Linked DNA regions of Homo sapiens: region 2 is linked to region 1. Evidence: read pairs that join two places in POLR2A ChIA-PET (ENCODE). Cell type or tissue: OCI-LY7. All regions are shown on one strand. Links, peaks and the distances in the headings refer to the core of each region. The heading gives the core; the rest is flanking DNA. Region 1 overlaps MOB3B (MOB kinase activator 3B). Region 2 has its middle 16 kb from the start of C9orf72.

What was found. ChIA-PET counts read pairs that join two places held together with the same protein. Peaks named below come from ENCODE experiments on the same cell type or tissue, not always from the same donor. Only the 100,000 strongest peaks of a DNase experiment are listed, where the experiment ranks them.
Region 2: POLR2A ChIA-PET joins it to region 1 with 8 read pairs; 2 of 35 experiments call an interaction of 5 or more read pairs at or near these places.

The regions. Positions count from the first base shown.
Region 1 is chr9:27,389,160-27,397,504 of GRCh38, reverse strand. The region is part of intron 2 of MOB3B (MOB kinase activator 3B); the gene reads left to right. Among named protein-coding and RNA genes, the nearest start is that of EQTN, 96 kb to the right of the region's middle. RefSeq lists an enhancer at 1,370-1,933. In OCI-LY7, for the core only: no CTCF peak of the experiment used is centred there; no DNase peak of the experiment used is centred there.
Region 2 is chr9:27,584,847-27,593,191 of GRCh38, reverse strand. No RefSeq gene overlaps it. Among named protein-coding and RNA genes, the nearest start is that of C9orf72, 16 kb to the right of the region's middle. In OCI-LY7, for the core only: no CTCF peak of the experiment used is centred there; DNase peaks (open chromatin) are centred at 4,471 and 4,801.

The sequences.
Region 1 (8,345 bases), core at 291-8,290:
TTCAAAATATAGAGGCATTATTGGTTTATTCCCCTGTAATGTGTTGCTTTATATAATAATCAGTGGAGAGCCTATTGATTTGCATTTATTTGAGAGTTGTTTTCTATGTATTAACTCTATGCTGTGGTTCAATAGATGAAAAGCCTTATATTAAAAGGGGCTGTTAATATAGCAATCTTGATGATCTTTTTTTTTTTTTCTCTTTGCCACTTCTGTAAAACTCATAATCGTAGTGTCTCATCTTAGGCCTGCCACATGACTTGGAACGATTGAGTTATGGAGAATCTCTGCACCTCCGTATAGAAGAAATAGTATGAGGCATTTCTCTTGAACAGCGCTATCCTTCTTCCTGCATTTTCCCTCTTCCCCAACTTCTGTTGAACAAAGAAGAAGGACTGTCTTGTAGATGTTACTGTCCTATGACAAAGGTCTTTTCCACTACACAAAGAAAATTTGCTTGGAATGGGCCCAAAATATTATTTCCTTAAAAGCTGCTCAAAAAGATGATGAAGGCATCTTACCAAATATCAGGAGATTGTATTCTAGTTTGTCCTTGATTTGGTGTTTGGCCTTGCACAAGTCATTAAATGTCTGTCCTCCTTTTTCCTTACTGTAAAATGAAGAGGGTTAACGTGGATGGTTAAATGCGTTACCATTTTGAGATTGTAATAGCTAAGTCTTAGGGCACCTAGGATGCTAAAATTAACATTTTGCTCAGCCAAAAATCAGGCTGCCTTGAGGGTAAATGAATTTTATGGAGACACTGTGATAGTTAAGAAGAGGGCTGAACTTATTAGAAGAGACATGATGTCATCCTTATTCACAGACTGGAATAAATTCTGCCATATTCAGTGGGGAAGGAGACTAAATTTAGATAGTCAAGGTGAAATAGTGGTAGATAGTCAAGGAGAAATATGGGAAACATAAAGTAGTAAGGAAATATGATTAGAAAGGAAGAAAAAACAAGGTACATATCATTTAGGGCTCCTTGGTTGCAAGCAACAGAAACTGACTCTGACTAACCTGAGTAGGAAACAGGATTTATTAGAAAGAAGGTGACCTCAGAGTCAAATAATGATTCTGGTGTGTGTGAATTGGGGTGGATAGGAGTGGGCTTGGGGATAACCGATTGGCAAACTTGCCAGAGCCCCAGTGACTGAGGGAGCAGTTCCCCCAGGGACGAAAGCTATGAATAGAGAAGGGGGAAAAGGACTGCTGAATATAAAAAATAATACAAGAAATATAAATATTTCTTGAACAAGAAAATAAGAGAATTGCCTCAACCTACTGTCAGTGATACATCTGTTTGAAGCAAAAGAAAATGTGGTTTACTATTTTGGAGAAGGAAAAAAATACATGTAGGGAAAGTGTATCAGGAAAGGAACCTGAAATAAATTTAACCAAATTCATTTATTCTTGAGCATTTTTAGAGCCCTCCCCCACACCCCTACCTTAAGTGGCCAGGCACCTTGTGCTCAGTATCCAAAAAAGGTAACATAACCCCCGTCCTCAAAGCTCCCAGCCAGTAACACAATAATTGTGATTTCCTCACTTTTTGATTGTTCTGTACATGCCAAGCTGCTTGCTGAGTGCTTTAAAAGCATGTCTCATTTAATCCTGCAAGTGCTCCTTGAACGAGTCCTATTGTTATCTCCATTGTGTAGATGCCACTGAGGAGCAACAGAATGAGCCTAAAGTTAGAAAGCAAATCAGGCTGAGCCTGACTCAGCCCTGGTCAGCTTGGCTCCAGGACCTGGGCTCTTGCTACCGTTCTGTGTTGCCTTTCTTAGCAAGTAGAGGAGGAAAAAGAAAACAGAAACACAAAGGAAGGGACAACACACCCATATGGTATCTCCTGTTATTGACTAGATCACTGAGCGTTGCAGTATTTAAGGATTGAATCACATTCGCTCCCTGTTGATGCCTGCAATAAGTTATTAAAAACAGCCATGCACAATCAGTGAGCAGGCTAGCAACTGTTCCAAAGCAGGATAGAACCTGCCTCTCTCTGTCTGGGGCATACCAACCTATCAACAGTCTTTTTTTTTTTAAAAAATCTATTTATTATTTAATTGGCAAATAAAAATTATATGTATTTATGGTGTATAACATGTTGCTTTGATATATGTTTACATCGTGGAATGATTAAAACAAGCTAATGAACACGAATCAACTCATATCATTTTTTGTGGTGAGAACATTTACAATCTAGTCTCTTAACACTTTTCAAGTACATAATACAGTATATGCATTAACTATATGCAACACAGTATATAACACATCTTCAGAACTTTTTCCTCCTAACTGAAACTTTGTACCCTTTGATCAATATCTCCCCGCTTCAGCGGTCTTTTGATGCTTCTACAACAAGACATCCCGACTTAATGACTCCACAGATGACCTTTTCTCCACCCCCCAAACAAAGTACAGATTTCATGTCTAAATTTTTTATCCTAAGCCAAGATAAGAATGTTATTGTCTCTTCTGTGCCTGGACCTCTCATCAGCAGTGAATGGAAATCTCAATGATTAATACAATATTTTCAATCTAATAGAGCTGCTGGCTCACAGCCACTTGTCTTGAGACATCTCACTGTCAAAGCATGACTCTCAATACATGAAATATACAGTGGGCATCAAACTATATTCCCAGCTTTTAAGATAACATGATTTTCTCCTTTTCTATGTTTTACTAATTTTTATTAAAAAGTATGTTTACTTTTACAATAGAAAAAAAAAAGTCAGTTAAGAAGAATGCCTGCTATGCTGTGGTTAATCTAAAGTTAATTACTTCTCTGCCACCTACTCCTTTGTTTATAAAGGACTCTATTGTAGGTGCTGGAAGCATAAGTAGGTGTGACCGTCAGGTTCCTATACACTAAATCTAAATTTGCTGCCTACTCACTGGCATTTTGTGGCTTTTGTACCTTTTCTTCAAGCCTCCTTCTGGACACAGTTTATCCAATGGCTGGTATCATGTGGGTTTGTCAGTCTTTATAGCTCATTTGGGATTGCTTCTTTTGGTAGTTCTGTGTTTTGGAACTCTAGGCCTCTGCTTTTGTTTTCTTTTCCTTCAAATAGTCATTGAAGTCCAGAGTGTTGGCAGTGACCTTTGAAAATGTTTTTACAGCTTACAGAGACTTCCTGACATGTTTTATTAGCTCTTGGTGGTAGCTAATAAAGTGAGTCTTAGCAAAGCCGTGTAACATGACAGATTAGAGCCACTTCCAAAATAACCACTCACCAGAGTTATCTTGAAGGAGGCTTGACGACAGGATATTTGGCTACCGCTTTCTGTCCAGTTCAGCAGGGCATGTGTGATTACCTCTTGAAGAAGGGAGGTCATTCCTTTAGGAAATACAGTGACCAACTTATGATGAAAGAACCACAAACACTGAGAGCCCCCTGCACCAGTAAAACAGAGATGTGATTGCTGTAGGGATTGATTAATGAGTTATTCCACAAAACTTTTGCCTCCTACCTTCACAGAGTTAGAATATGAGCCAAAGCTGGTCATCTACCTTTTAAGAGGAGGAAAAGAAGTGAAAACAACCCTCCCTGAACACTCATGAGTGTTCAATAAGATCTCTCTTTTCTATCTTATCTTTATTTTTATTTTTTTACTTGGAGGAGTGGTTTAGCAAAATGACATGGAGTTTGGATTCTGGATTTCCACAGATCTGGATTCAAATCCTGCATCTGCCATTGATCAGCTGGGTGATCTTAAGCAAGTGTTCGCTTAAGACTTGGTTTCTTCATCTGGAAAGTGGGGATAATAATCGAAGGTTTGTTGTGAGGAATAAAATGTGGCCAAGTCTGTACACTGCTTAGCACAGTGCTTGACATGTAAGCACTCAAAGAATGTTAGCTATGAAGTTATTTTCTTAAATTCCTTGCAGAGCCATGTGTGAACTCTGTTTGTAGAATAATATTTATCTATATGCCTTCCTCCACCCAGGTCTACCATTTTGCACAACTCCTTGGGAACACAATTAGCAATGGGACATCATTCACATAGAATACAGTATCGATGGTGTCCTTCGAGTTCCACAACAGAGCAACTACCTCCTCATCCTCCACTTCCTCCTCTCTCTACCTCTCTCTGTTACACACACACACACACACACACACACTTCTCTGCACCCTATATAAATAATCATGCACTTCTCTGCACCCTATACAAACAAGCTTTTTAAGTTATTTTTGTGCCCTCTACAAATAATCACCTGGCCTATATTTACTTTGGGGAAATAACTTCTTCATAAATAGGCGTAACAGAAAAAGCAGAACTGACCTAGACAGCCTTTTAAACACCTATAGCAAGGATTTACTTGTACCCTGTGCATTTTGTGACAAACAAGGTGTAGAACTGCTATTTCAGATAGTCAGTAATAGCCAGGTATTAAGAATCTGTCTAATGTGAAACTCCGTCAGAATCTAAAGCAAGAGAAAAAAAGCTAAAAATAAAATGCTAGGGACAATCAGTTAATCAGCCACTTTTCCTCCTTTTTATCTCAAGCAACACTTTGTCTCAAGTCTGTCTCAAGTCCAACAAGGGTCTTAGTAGATTGTAAATCCATAGAAGACAAAACCAGGGAATGTGGACATTTTTTGAGTCCCTTCTGTATGTCAGTTGATTAATCCATGTAAGGTCATTAATAGTCATGACGATGATTATCTTTATTTTATAGATAAGGAAACCAAGACCAATTGGTTATGTAAGTGATGCCCAAATCACACAGCTAGCAAGAGGAAGAGCTTAGAATTGACTTTTTTATCTTTCCAAAACACTGGTCTCTCCACTGCCTGAGAGCTTCCCAAGTATCAGAGCTCCATTCATGAAAATGAATAGGACAGGACATCAAATGGCTCGTCTTTATTCCTACAGTTGTTCATGTAAAGGATTGTCTTTTATTCTGGGATTATAGCTTTCTTGTTTTTTTTCTTTTGTGGTGCAAAAATGCCCTTTTATGAAATGAGTGAGAGTTAGTGAGACTTTTTTAAGTGCCCTTTTGGCAACATAAACGTAGGCGACTTTATGTTGATCCCCTTGCCCAATTTTTAAAATTTCCTGGATTTTGAAACCCAGAAGTCTAGTCCTACTACGGTATACCATTTTGCTTTCCTCCAAATATTTGCAGATGTTTTAAACGTTCTCTTTGCATTATAGAATACTCTTACAACCTAGGGGCCTGCTATGCAGTTATTTCTCATTAAGCTTCAATGATGTTCAAGAATTACCTGTTCCCACATATGATAAAGAAAACTTGTTTCTTTATTTGAATTCCACCAAAAAATGGTTCTAAATAAGAATCCTCTAGAAAATGTATTAAAATATTAGATTCTGGAGCCCTGCCCTCAAAGATTGATTCAGTAGTTCTGGGTGAGACCCAAATTTGGATTTTTTGCAAGCCTCTGAGGGGATTCTGATGCTGCTTATATGGGGATAGTACTTCCAGGAACTCTTATAGAAAGGCATTGAATCTGATATGAAATTATCTCTCCTCTGCATTGAGAATTCTGTATTTTTGCCATAGAGACTTATAGAGGCATGGCATCATGTCAAGCTCAATTTTGTGAATTATATGAGATTTCTACATCTATTTTTGGTTAAAATACTGGAGCAGAATCATCTTATTTGCTTTAAGCACTTCCTCTCAAAATCAAATTAAGTAAAATTAATCTCTTCGAAGAAAAGCATTCTCTAAATTTGAAGTCACTTTTATGCTTAACTGAACATATGATACCTCCAAGCTGAATCCTGGGCCCGTCAGGGAAGTCTGAGTTCCGTATGTGACATCAGTTGGTTGCTATGGAAGTGTAGGCTGTGCTATAAATTCCAGCTCCACGCAGATTTCTCTTGATTGCAAGTCAATTGAGAATGATTTGTAATTTTTTGGATCACACTCAGAGATGCTATTTAGTGTAAACACTTACTTTCATTAAAATAGTTTAATAATTGATGTCTATGGTTTCCAAACGTTTTCAGCATCACATTTTGCACATGAATAGCACACTTCCAACAATAACATAACTCATTACATGACGGGATTATTGACCCAAGAGAGGTGAATCAGTTTATCCAGGACACAAAAATAACTTAAAAAGCTCTGCCCCCTTCCCCTAGGGACCTTTTAAGCTTTACCCACCACACCCAACCATTCATTTATATAAATAAACTTCACCAAGATCAGATATACTGCCAATATTTTAAAAAGAAGATTATTACTGAAGAATCTGCTGAGGTGAGAGGTAGGCAGTCGCCTCTGAATAGGATGTGCTCAGCCAAACACCATCCTGTGAACGTGGTACATTTAACCAAAGCTCTCTTCTTCCCAAGACCTCGTTTCAGAAAAGAGTAGGTGTGAGTAAAGGGTTCATGCCTTTGCTTCTCTACTTCTCTGCCTGACTAACTCAAACTTCAGAACTCCTCCAGGATTTTTTCTGATTTATTCTGTTCAGGCTGCTATAAGAAAATGCTGTAGACTGAGTAACTTGTAAACACAGTTTCTCACAGCTCTGGAGGCTGGAAAAGCCAAGATCAGGATGCCAGCATGGTCAGGTTCTGGTGTAGACTGCCAGTTTCTCAGTGTGTCCTCAGGTGGTGGAAGCGGGGAGGAAGCTTTCTGGAGCTTAAGGCTTTTATAAGGGTAATAATCCCATTCGTGAGGGCTCTGCTCTCATGACCTGATCACCACTCAAAGGCTCTACCTCCTAATATCACCTTGGGGGTTAGGATTTCAACATACAAATTTTGGGGGGACTCAAACATTCAGTCCATTGCACCCTCTGATTCCTTCAACTGGGTTAAGTTCTCCGCCCTTAGTCTCTCACTGCTGAACTCCAATACATATATTCTCACTATGGTGAAAGGATTTCGCCCTGATTGCAGGCTCTGTGATCAGACAGCCTGGCTTCAGATTACCTGTCTGCCAGTTACCCTGTGGGAACTAAAGCTTATGAAATGTTAGCAGTGTCTGGTACATAAATAATATTAGCAACTTGGCCGGGCACGGTGGCTCACGCCTATAATCCCAGCACTTTGGGAGGCTGAGTGGGGAGGATCACTTGAGGCCTGGAGTTCATGACCAACCTGGTCAACATGGCAAAACCCCGTCTCTACTAAAAATACAAAAATTAGCCACAGTTGTGGCGGGTGCCTGTAACCCCAGAGGAGGCAGTGAGCGGAGATCGCCCACTGCACTCCAGCCTGGGCCACAGAGTGAGACTCAGTCTCAAAAATATATATAATTAGCCAGGCGTGGTGGCATACACCTGTGATCTCAGCTACTCAGGAGGCTGAGGCAAGAGAAACGCTTGAACTTGGGAGGCGGAGGTAGGCGGAGGTTGCTGTGAGCCAAGATCACACCACTGCACTCCAGCCTGGGTAACATAGCGAGACTCCGTCTCAAATATATATATACACACATATATATTTTATATATATATATGCAACTATTGAAATATGATTTAGGAAATTGGTGATTTAGGAAATTGGTGTACTTCTACTTTCATTCCAAGTAACAACTTTTATTTTATTTTTATTTTTAATTATTTTTTTAGCAGATGCTTAGAGTGGAGGGTTGTGAAAAATTCAGAGGCCATATCCAGGATTAAGAGGGAAAGACTGGAGATCAAGTGGTGATGTCTCCTCGGTCTCGGTCCAGGCTGGAAATGGGAGCTGTATGCCACATATTTTCTCTTTCTGCACTAGACTAAAAGTGACTTAAAAGTGCTAATTCATTCAGGCCTTTAATTTATTTACTACTATGTACCAAGCACTGTGGTTTCCATAGCATATACATTAATGAATAAAACAGACAGAGCCCTGGCCTCAGGGAGCTAATGGACTAGTGAAAGAACCGGATAATCATAAGGAAGCTAGAAAATAAAGACAGAATACAACTAGTGATGGGGAGTGCTGTGAAGAAAACCATGATTATAGCCACAAAGAATCGAGGGTGGGTCAGAAAGCTACATTAGAAAAGGTGGTCAGAGGAGGCATCTCAAGAGAGATGGGAAAAGTGTCCGAGCAGTGAGAACAGCGCATGCCAGGACCTGAAGTAGAGAAGCTCTCGGCATGTTCAAGTAATTGGAAAGAAGCCCATTTGGCTGCAGCGTAATCAGAAAGAGGAGTGGAATGAAACGGTGGGGTCGCAGGGAGATAGGCAGGAGGCAGAGCACATAAAGCAGTGGTTCTCAGCCTCAAGCATGTATCCCAACTCCCCAGAGAGCTTGTGAAAACACAGATTGCTGCCCCACTCCCAGAGTTTCTGATCCAGTAAGTTTGGGGTGGAGCCTGAAAATTTGCATTTCTAACAAGTTCCAAGTGATGCTGCAGGTCTG
Region 2 (8,345 bases), core at 90-8,089, 200 kb before region 1:
TTTTCTGAAACTATTGAGATGATCATATGGTTTTTGTTTTTTCATTCTGTTTATGTGGTGAATCACACTTATTGATTTGTTATGTTGAACCAGCCTTGCATCCCAGGAATAAAGCCTACTTGATTGTTGTGAATTAACTTTTTGATGTGCTTCTTGATTTAGTTTGCTCATATTTTGTTGAGGATTTTCGTGTTTATGTTAATCAGAGATATTGTCCTGAAGTTTTCTTTTTTCATTGTGTCTCTGGCAGATTTTGATATCAGGATGATGCTGGCATTGTAGAATGAGTTAGGGAGGAGCCCCTCTCCTTAATATTATGGAATAGTTTCAGTAAGATTACTATCAGTTCTTCTTTGTATGCTTGGTAGAATTCAGTTGTGAATCCATCTGGTCCAGGGCTAAATTTGGTTGGTAGGTTTTTTATTACTGATTCAATTTTGGAACTTGTTATAGGTCTGTTCAAGTTTTCACTTCCGTCCTGGTTCAATCTTGGGAGGTTGTATGTTTCCAGGAATTTATCCATTTCCTCTAGATTTCCTACTTTGTGTGCATAGAGGTGTTCATAACGGTCTCTGAAAATCTTTGGCATTTCTGTGGGATTGGTCGTAATGTCATTTTTGTCATTTCTTGTGCTTTTTGGAACTTCTGTCTGTTTTTCCTCGTTTTTCTAGCTAGCAGTCTATTAGTCTTGTTTATTCTTATGAAAAACCAACTCTTTGTTTCACTAACATTTTATGGACTTTTGCATCTCAATTTTATTTAGTCATTATCTGATTTTAGTTATGTCTTTTCCTCTGCTAGCTGTGAGATTGAATTGTGCTCTTTTTTTCTAGTTCCTCTAGTGTTATGTTAGATTGTTTAGTTGAGATCTTTCTAACCTCTTGATGAAGGCATTTTAGCACTATAAACTTTCCTCTTAACACTGCTTTTGCTACATCCCAAAGATTTTGGAAAGTTGTGTCTCTATTTTCATTAATTTCAAATAATTTTTTGATTTCTGCCTTAATTTCATTGTTCACCCAACAGTTATTCGGGAGCATGTGGCTTAATTTCCATGCTTTTGTGTAGTTTTGAGAGATCTTCTTGGTATTGATTTCTATTGTTATTTCACTATGATTTGAGAGTGGCCTTTGTATGATTTTAATTTTTTTTAATTTATTGAGACTTGCTTTATGACTGAGCATGTGGGGCAATCTTAGAATACGTTCCATGTGCATATGAGAAGAATGTGTGTTCTGTCATTGTTGGCTTGAGTATCCTAGAGAGGTCTATTAGGTCCAACTGGTCAAGTGTCAAGTTTAATTCCAGAATTCCTTCGTCAGTTTTCTGCCTCAGTGATCTGTCTAATGCTATCAGTGGAGTGATAAAGCCCCCACTAATATTGTGCTGCCATCTACGTTTTATTGTAGGCCAATAATTTGTTTTATGAATCTGAGTGCTCCAGTGTTGGGTGCATATATGTTTAGAATAGTTAAGTCTTTTTGTTCAATTGAACCTTTTATCATTTTATAATGCCCTTCTTTGTCCTTCCTGATTGTTGTTGGTTTAAAGTATGTTTTAATCTGATTTAAGGGTAGCAACTCCTGCTCTTTTTTGTTTTTCATTTGCATGGTAGATCTTTCTTCATTCTTTCACTTTGAGCCTGTGAGTGTCATTCATGTAGGATGCATCTTCTGAAAACAGCAGACAGTTGTGTCTTGTCTTTTTATCCAGCTTACCACTTTATGCATTTTAAAGGGAGAGTGTAGACTGTTTACATTTAGGGTTAGCATTGACATGTGAGATTTTGCTCCTGTCATTGTGTTGTTTAGCTGGTTGTTTTGTAGACTTCATTGTGTAATAAGTGTATTTTTATTGGTAGCAGGTTTCGTCTTTCATTTCCATGTTTAGCAATCACTTACGGATTTCCTGTAAGAATCATCTGGTGGTAATGAATCTCCTTGGTGCTTGCTTGTCTGAGAAGGATTGTATTTCTCCTTCACTTATGAAACTCAGTTTGGTGGGATATGAGTTCTTGGTTGAAATTTATTTTCTTTAATAATGCTGAAAATATAGGCCCCCCCATATCTTCTGGCTTGTAAGGTTTCTGCTGACAGAACTGTTGCTGGCCTGATGAGGTTCTTTTTGTAGGTGACCTGACCTTTCTCACTAGCTGCCTTAACAATTTTTTCTTTTGCATTGACCTTGGTGAATCTGATGACTATGTGACTTGGCAATGGTTGTCTTGTATAGTGTCTCACAGGAGTTCTCTGTATTTCTTGAATTTGTATGCCCACCTCTCTGGTGAGATAGGGGAAATTTTCATGGACTGCATCCTCAGATGTATGTTCTAAGTTGCTTACTCTCTTTCTCAGGAATGACTGTGAGTCATAGACTTGGTCTCTTTACATAACCTCATAAATCTTGAAGGTTTTGTTCATGTTTTAAATTCTTTTTTCTTTATTTTTGTCCAACCAAGTTGATTCAAATAACTGGTCTTCAAACTCTGAGATTCTTTCCTCAGCTTGGTCTGTTCTGCTGTTAATGCCTCTGACTATATTATGAAATTTTTGAAGTTGATCCCTCAATTTCTGAAGTTCAGTTTTGTTCTTTCTTAAAATAGCTATTTCATCTTTAAGCTCTTTGATCATTTTTCTGGATTCCTTGAGTTCCTTGTATTGGGTTTCAATGATCTCCTGGATCTTGATGTACTTCCTTGCCATCCAGATTCTGAATTCTATGTATGTCATTTGAGTCATTTTAATCTGGTTAAAATCCTTTGCTGGAGGACTTGTGTGTTTGTCTGGAGGTAAGGAGACACCAGCTTTTTTGAATTGCTAGAGTTCTTGAGATGACTCTTTAACATATGAGGGCTGGTGTTCCATTAACAATAGTGTACATTGAGTATAGTCAGTTGGCTTCATTCTGAGTGCTTTCAAAGGGCCAAAGCTCTGTACAGCATCTTTATTTGTGGCTAGATTTTTGCTTTAGGTTTCACAGGTGCTGTATATTGGAAAAATGTTTTTGGTGTTGTCATTTGGGGTGCAATCCAGTAGGTGATGCTTAAGAGTGGTAGCTGGCAGATAGGCTCTTACTCAGTCCACAGCTCTTTTGTATTTTGGTGCAGTCCTCAGTAGTGCTCTGTGGTGGTAGGGAGAGATGACCCCCTCACCAGATACATTCCTGGGCCTTGGGGGAGCCCTCTCTTATTACTGGCACTGCACCTGCATTTCATTTATTAGGTGTCCTGGGCTGCAGGGTGCCCTCAGGCAGAGGCTGCGGCTGGAAAATAGACCATACCCTTCCCTGGCTGGCCCTGCACAAGGAGGCACACCCTGTTCCTGAGCCAGTCCATGAACCCAGCTGTCTCACCCCTCTCAGTGTTCTGAGAGTAGGGGATCCCCCACTGCTTGAGCACCATGAGCCCCTCCTGGCTACAGGCAGTGGGGGTAGGTATAGTCTCTCAACCCACTGTCCAACTGATTTCCAGGGTAACAGAGAGCTGTGCCTGCCCACAGAGTTCAGGCAGAGGCCAGGCCATTGTGCTGGAAGCTGATGCTAAGCCTTGTCTGATGATGGGGAGTGAAGCAATGTAACGGCTCCCTAACTGTGGCTTCTCTCAGGGCTATGGCAGCTGGCATGAGACTGCTCCAGGTCCAAGGCCTGTGGGACTTCCTGTGGACTTGAGTTTTGCCTCTGCAAACACTCCAGCAACTCTCTATGTCAGTCTAGAGGCCCAGGGACACGGATCAGGTATTGGGATGAAGGGGTTCTCCAGTTCCCAGGATTTCACAGGTCCCTGTGGAAAGTGAGGATCCCCCAGGGGCTCTCACTCACTCACCCTTTCTCTATGTTGGGGAGCTTCCCCTGGCTCCATGCCCATCTTGGGTGGCCAGCTGCCCAGCTTCACTCTTCCCTGTTCTCTGTGTCCCCTCACTCCCTTAATTGTCCTGATATCGTTCCTTAGGTGATCTACTTGCAGAGGCAGTGTTTACTCGCCACTTGTTTTCTCTCTGTGAGAGTAGCACACACTAGCTGCTACTCATCTAGCATCTTGAATTCTTCCCATCTGAAAAAGTTTCAACTGCAATCACAGTTAAAGAAATACAAAAACAATAGCACTCTAAGTTACAACTTCTCACCTATAGAATTCAAAAACATCCAAATGATTAACTAAACATTTGTTTGGTAGATCTGTGGGAAAACATGAATTCCTTGTGAATTACTGGAGAAAATGAAAATGATGCAACACTTATGGAAGAAAATTTGGGGATTTTTGGGGGGGAGGGGAACAATATATTTAAAACTATAAATGCATTTATCCTAGCAATTCTATGAATGGGGATTTATCTTAGGGTACACCTGCACACTTAGGAAATAATGTATGCAGTCATTCATTACAGAATTGTTTGTAATAGCAACAACCTGAAAAGCAACTCATATATCCATCCATCACACAGGGACTGGTTTCATGACTACGGTTCATGAATACTCTGCAGCCCTTAGAAAGAATGAGGAAGTGGCCGGGCACGGTGGCTCATGCCTGTAATCCCAGCACTTTGGGAGGCCGAGGCGGGTGGATCACGAGGTCAGGAGATCAAGACCATCCTGGCTAACACGGTGAAACCCCGTCTCTACTAAAAACAATACAAAAAAATTAGCCAGGCAGGCGCCTATAGTCCCAGCTATTCGGGAGGCTGAGGCCGGAGAATGGCATGAACCCGGGAGGCAGAGCTTGCAGTGAGCCGAGATAACGCCACTGCACTCCATCCAGCCTGGGCGACAGAGCGAGACTCCGTCAAAAAAAAAAAAAAAGAGGAAGTTCTCTATGCGCTGACATGGAAGGAAGACAGATGGTTGAATGAAAAAAGTACATAATTAGCCATAAAGTGTAAGACTTTTTGTCTAAAAAAGAAGGGTGATATAATTGCATATTTATATTTTCTTCCATTTATATTAAGAGATAATAAAGGTACACAAATTGGCTAGAATAAAGTGGTTTCCTATAAAGGGTAAGAGTAATTGAGTGGATGAAGACTAGGGTTAGGGATAGATTTCTCAGTGTATTCATTTTAATATATGTATTCATTTTATATATGTACTAATTTTTATATATGTATTTATTTTATATTTTGATTTTCTTAACATAAATATATTATTCCTTCATAAAATTAAACTTGATACATTTTTGATTACTAGATATGTAGAAAGCATTATGTTCAGTACCACAGTAATACTTTCAAACCAGCTACAATTAGTATTTATGAGCATCTATGTGCCAGACATTGTGTTCTGCTTTGGTTGGTGGGGGTAGAGGAGGAAAGGAAACCATGGCTTACATAGGAGTGGAAGTCTTGTCTTTCACTTTGCACCTCTCTCCTTCAGACCTAGCATAAATATGACCTTAGGGGAGGCAGAACACATATGATAAAGAGATAACTAGCAAGAGACATAATAGTAGCTAAATAAATACTGAAGGAAAAATTCAGGAAGAGGTAGGAAGGATATGCCTCATCACTTCCACCTGTTAAGAAAAACTTTAGACATTCTTGCCAATATTCCTTATTGCCTGTCTTTTGAACAAATGCCATTATCACTAGAGTGAAATGATATTTCATTGTAGTTTTGATTTGCATTTCTCTCATGATCGGTGATGTTGAGCACCTTTTTATATACCTGTTTGCCATTTGTATGTCTTCTCTTGAAAAATGTCTATTCAGATCTTTGCCCATTTTTAAATGGCGTAATACATTTTTTCCTATTGAGTTGTTTGAGTTCTTTATATATTCTGGTTATTAATCCCTTGTCAGATGAATAATTTGCAAATATTTTCTCCCATTCTGAGGATTACCAGAGGCTCAGAGGGGTAATGGTGGTGGGGGAGAATAAAAATGGTTAATGAGTACAAAAATATAGATAGGAGTAATAAGATCTAGTATCTGATAGCACAACAGGGTAATTACAGCCAACAAAAATTTATTGTGCATTTCAAAATAACTAAGAGTATAATTGGAATGTCTGTAACACAAAGAAGCAATAAATGCTTGAGGTGATGTGAGGGGATGGATATCTAATTTACCTTGATGTGATTATTACATATTGTATGCCTGCATCAAAATAGCTCATGTATCTTATAAGTATATACACCTATTATGTACCCATTAAATTTTTTAAGAACTTTAAACAAATCAAATTTAACAGAGTTTAATTGGGCAAAGAATGATTTGAGGATCAGGCAACCCCCAGAAACAGAAGAGGTTCAAAGCAACTCAGTGCTGTCACATGGTTGGAGAGGATTTATGGGCAGAAAAGGGAAAGAGAGATACAGAAAATGGAAGTGAGGTACACAAACAGCTGGATTGGTTACAGCTTGCCATTTGCGTTATTTGAACATAATCTGAACAGTTGGCTGTCTTTGCTTGACCAAAACTTGGTGTTTGGTACAAGAGCAGATTACAGTCTATTTACACATCCAGTTAGTTTACAGTTCACTATACACGAAGAAGAAACCTTTAAGCAGAACTTAAAATATGCAAAGAGGAAGCTTTAAGTTAAACTTAATTTAACACACCCAATTATCAAAAAATGAGTAGCTCTGCAAAAGTGGATTTTCCTGGTCATCTTTGGTACTTCCTTAAAAAAGAGAAAAGTAGTACTCACGATAAAAAAAAAAAAGTCCTCAAGTCTTTATTTTATTCCTTTCCAATTTAAAATGTTACATCATCTGAGGAAGGTTTTTCCCTTTGACCGCTTTCATAGACATTTCTTCTGCATGGGTTGGCCAGAATCAGAAGAGTAATTGTAACTTTCTGTTCTTGTCCTACAGTTACAAAGCGGTTTCACTTTGTAAATGCTCTTTGGATGGCAGGAACCAAGCAGCCATGAAAAGAGGAGTTACACCTTTAAAGGAGTCATTCCATCATGACTCTCAGGACTGGAACATGGAATACCTGAATGGCCTCTTTGGCACAGATAGGCCACCCTTGAAAGGTGTTCCAAGCTAGGAACTCACTACCACTGTTACATCGATGCAACTCTGTGAGAAGTTTTTATCTGGTGATGGAAAATCTCATCTCTTCAACACACTGACTACTACCAGTCTCAGAACCCTGTAAACAAGATTCATTCATCTCAAATTGGGTTAAAGCAGTCACCCTGCCTTACATTAGTTTGGAATAAGGATGTGGGGATGGTGGTAGAGGAGGGGAGTGGATGATGATTTTTTTATTGTTATTTGATTCTAAAGAAACTTCTATACATTTTGCATTTAAAATAATTATGTTTTTAACAATGTTTGGATTAATTCAAAATAGGATATTATATCCTATTATATTAAATATACTATTTAATCATCTTGTTGACCAAATGCAACTTAAACATGTAAAATGGTAAATAGCATAATAATTGTCTTCTAAGCCTGCACTATAAAGTATTTCAGTGGCCTCATTATTAAAGGACCAAGGTGCCCAAAGAAACAAAATTTAGTAATCATAAACAAGAGACAAACCTACTTCTTTTCCCCCAGAGTTCTGGCCACATTGAAATAAGGTGTTTGAATGCTTAATAAGAATTATTTTGGCCCACACAGTGGCTCATGCCTGTAATCTCAGCACTTTGGGATGCCAAGGTGAGCAGATCACTTGAGGCCAGGAGTTCAAGACCAGCGTGGCCAACGTGGTGAAACCCCATCTCTACTAAAAATACAAAAATTAGCCCGGTGTGGTGGTACACGCCTATAGTCCCAGCTACTCGGGAGACTGAGGTGGGAGAATCACTTGAACCCGGGAGGCCAAGGCTGCAATATCGAGATCACACCACTGCACTCTAGCCTGGGCAACAGAGTGAGAGTGAGACTCTTTCTCGGAAAAAAAAAAAAAGAATTATTTTGAACAAAGTGCTGTCACCTAAGTTAGCAAAACTCCAAGCAAGGTTTTTGGCTCTGTAAGGAAAGAATTAGCCTACTCATTTGGAAATTTAGTGGTGTTTGTAATGCAGAAAGTGACAGTGAGACTGGAAAGGGATTGGCTTTGGGGCTTGTTCTGCTTTATAAATAATAATGAATCTTCTCCAACATGAAGTAATGTGAATTAAAAAAAAAAAATCTGTCCTTAGAGTACAAAATTACTTCATAACCCAATCTGCATTTCTCCACTCCAAGCATATTTTCTGGGAGTTCTACTTAGAGAGTGAAAGCTGCTGTGTGTGTGATAATTAATTTTAACAAACACTTGGCAAACTGAGCTGGACTATGTATAAGCTACCCTAGACTAAGCATGAATTTGAACTGCACTTTTTATGGTGTTTTTTCCACAATGACATTATTTAGGCATTTAAAGTTATCTGAACTGCAATTTTTTGTTCTTTTT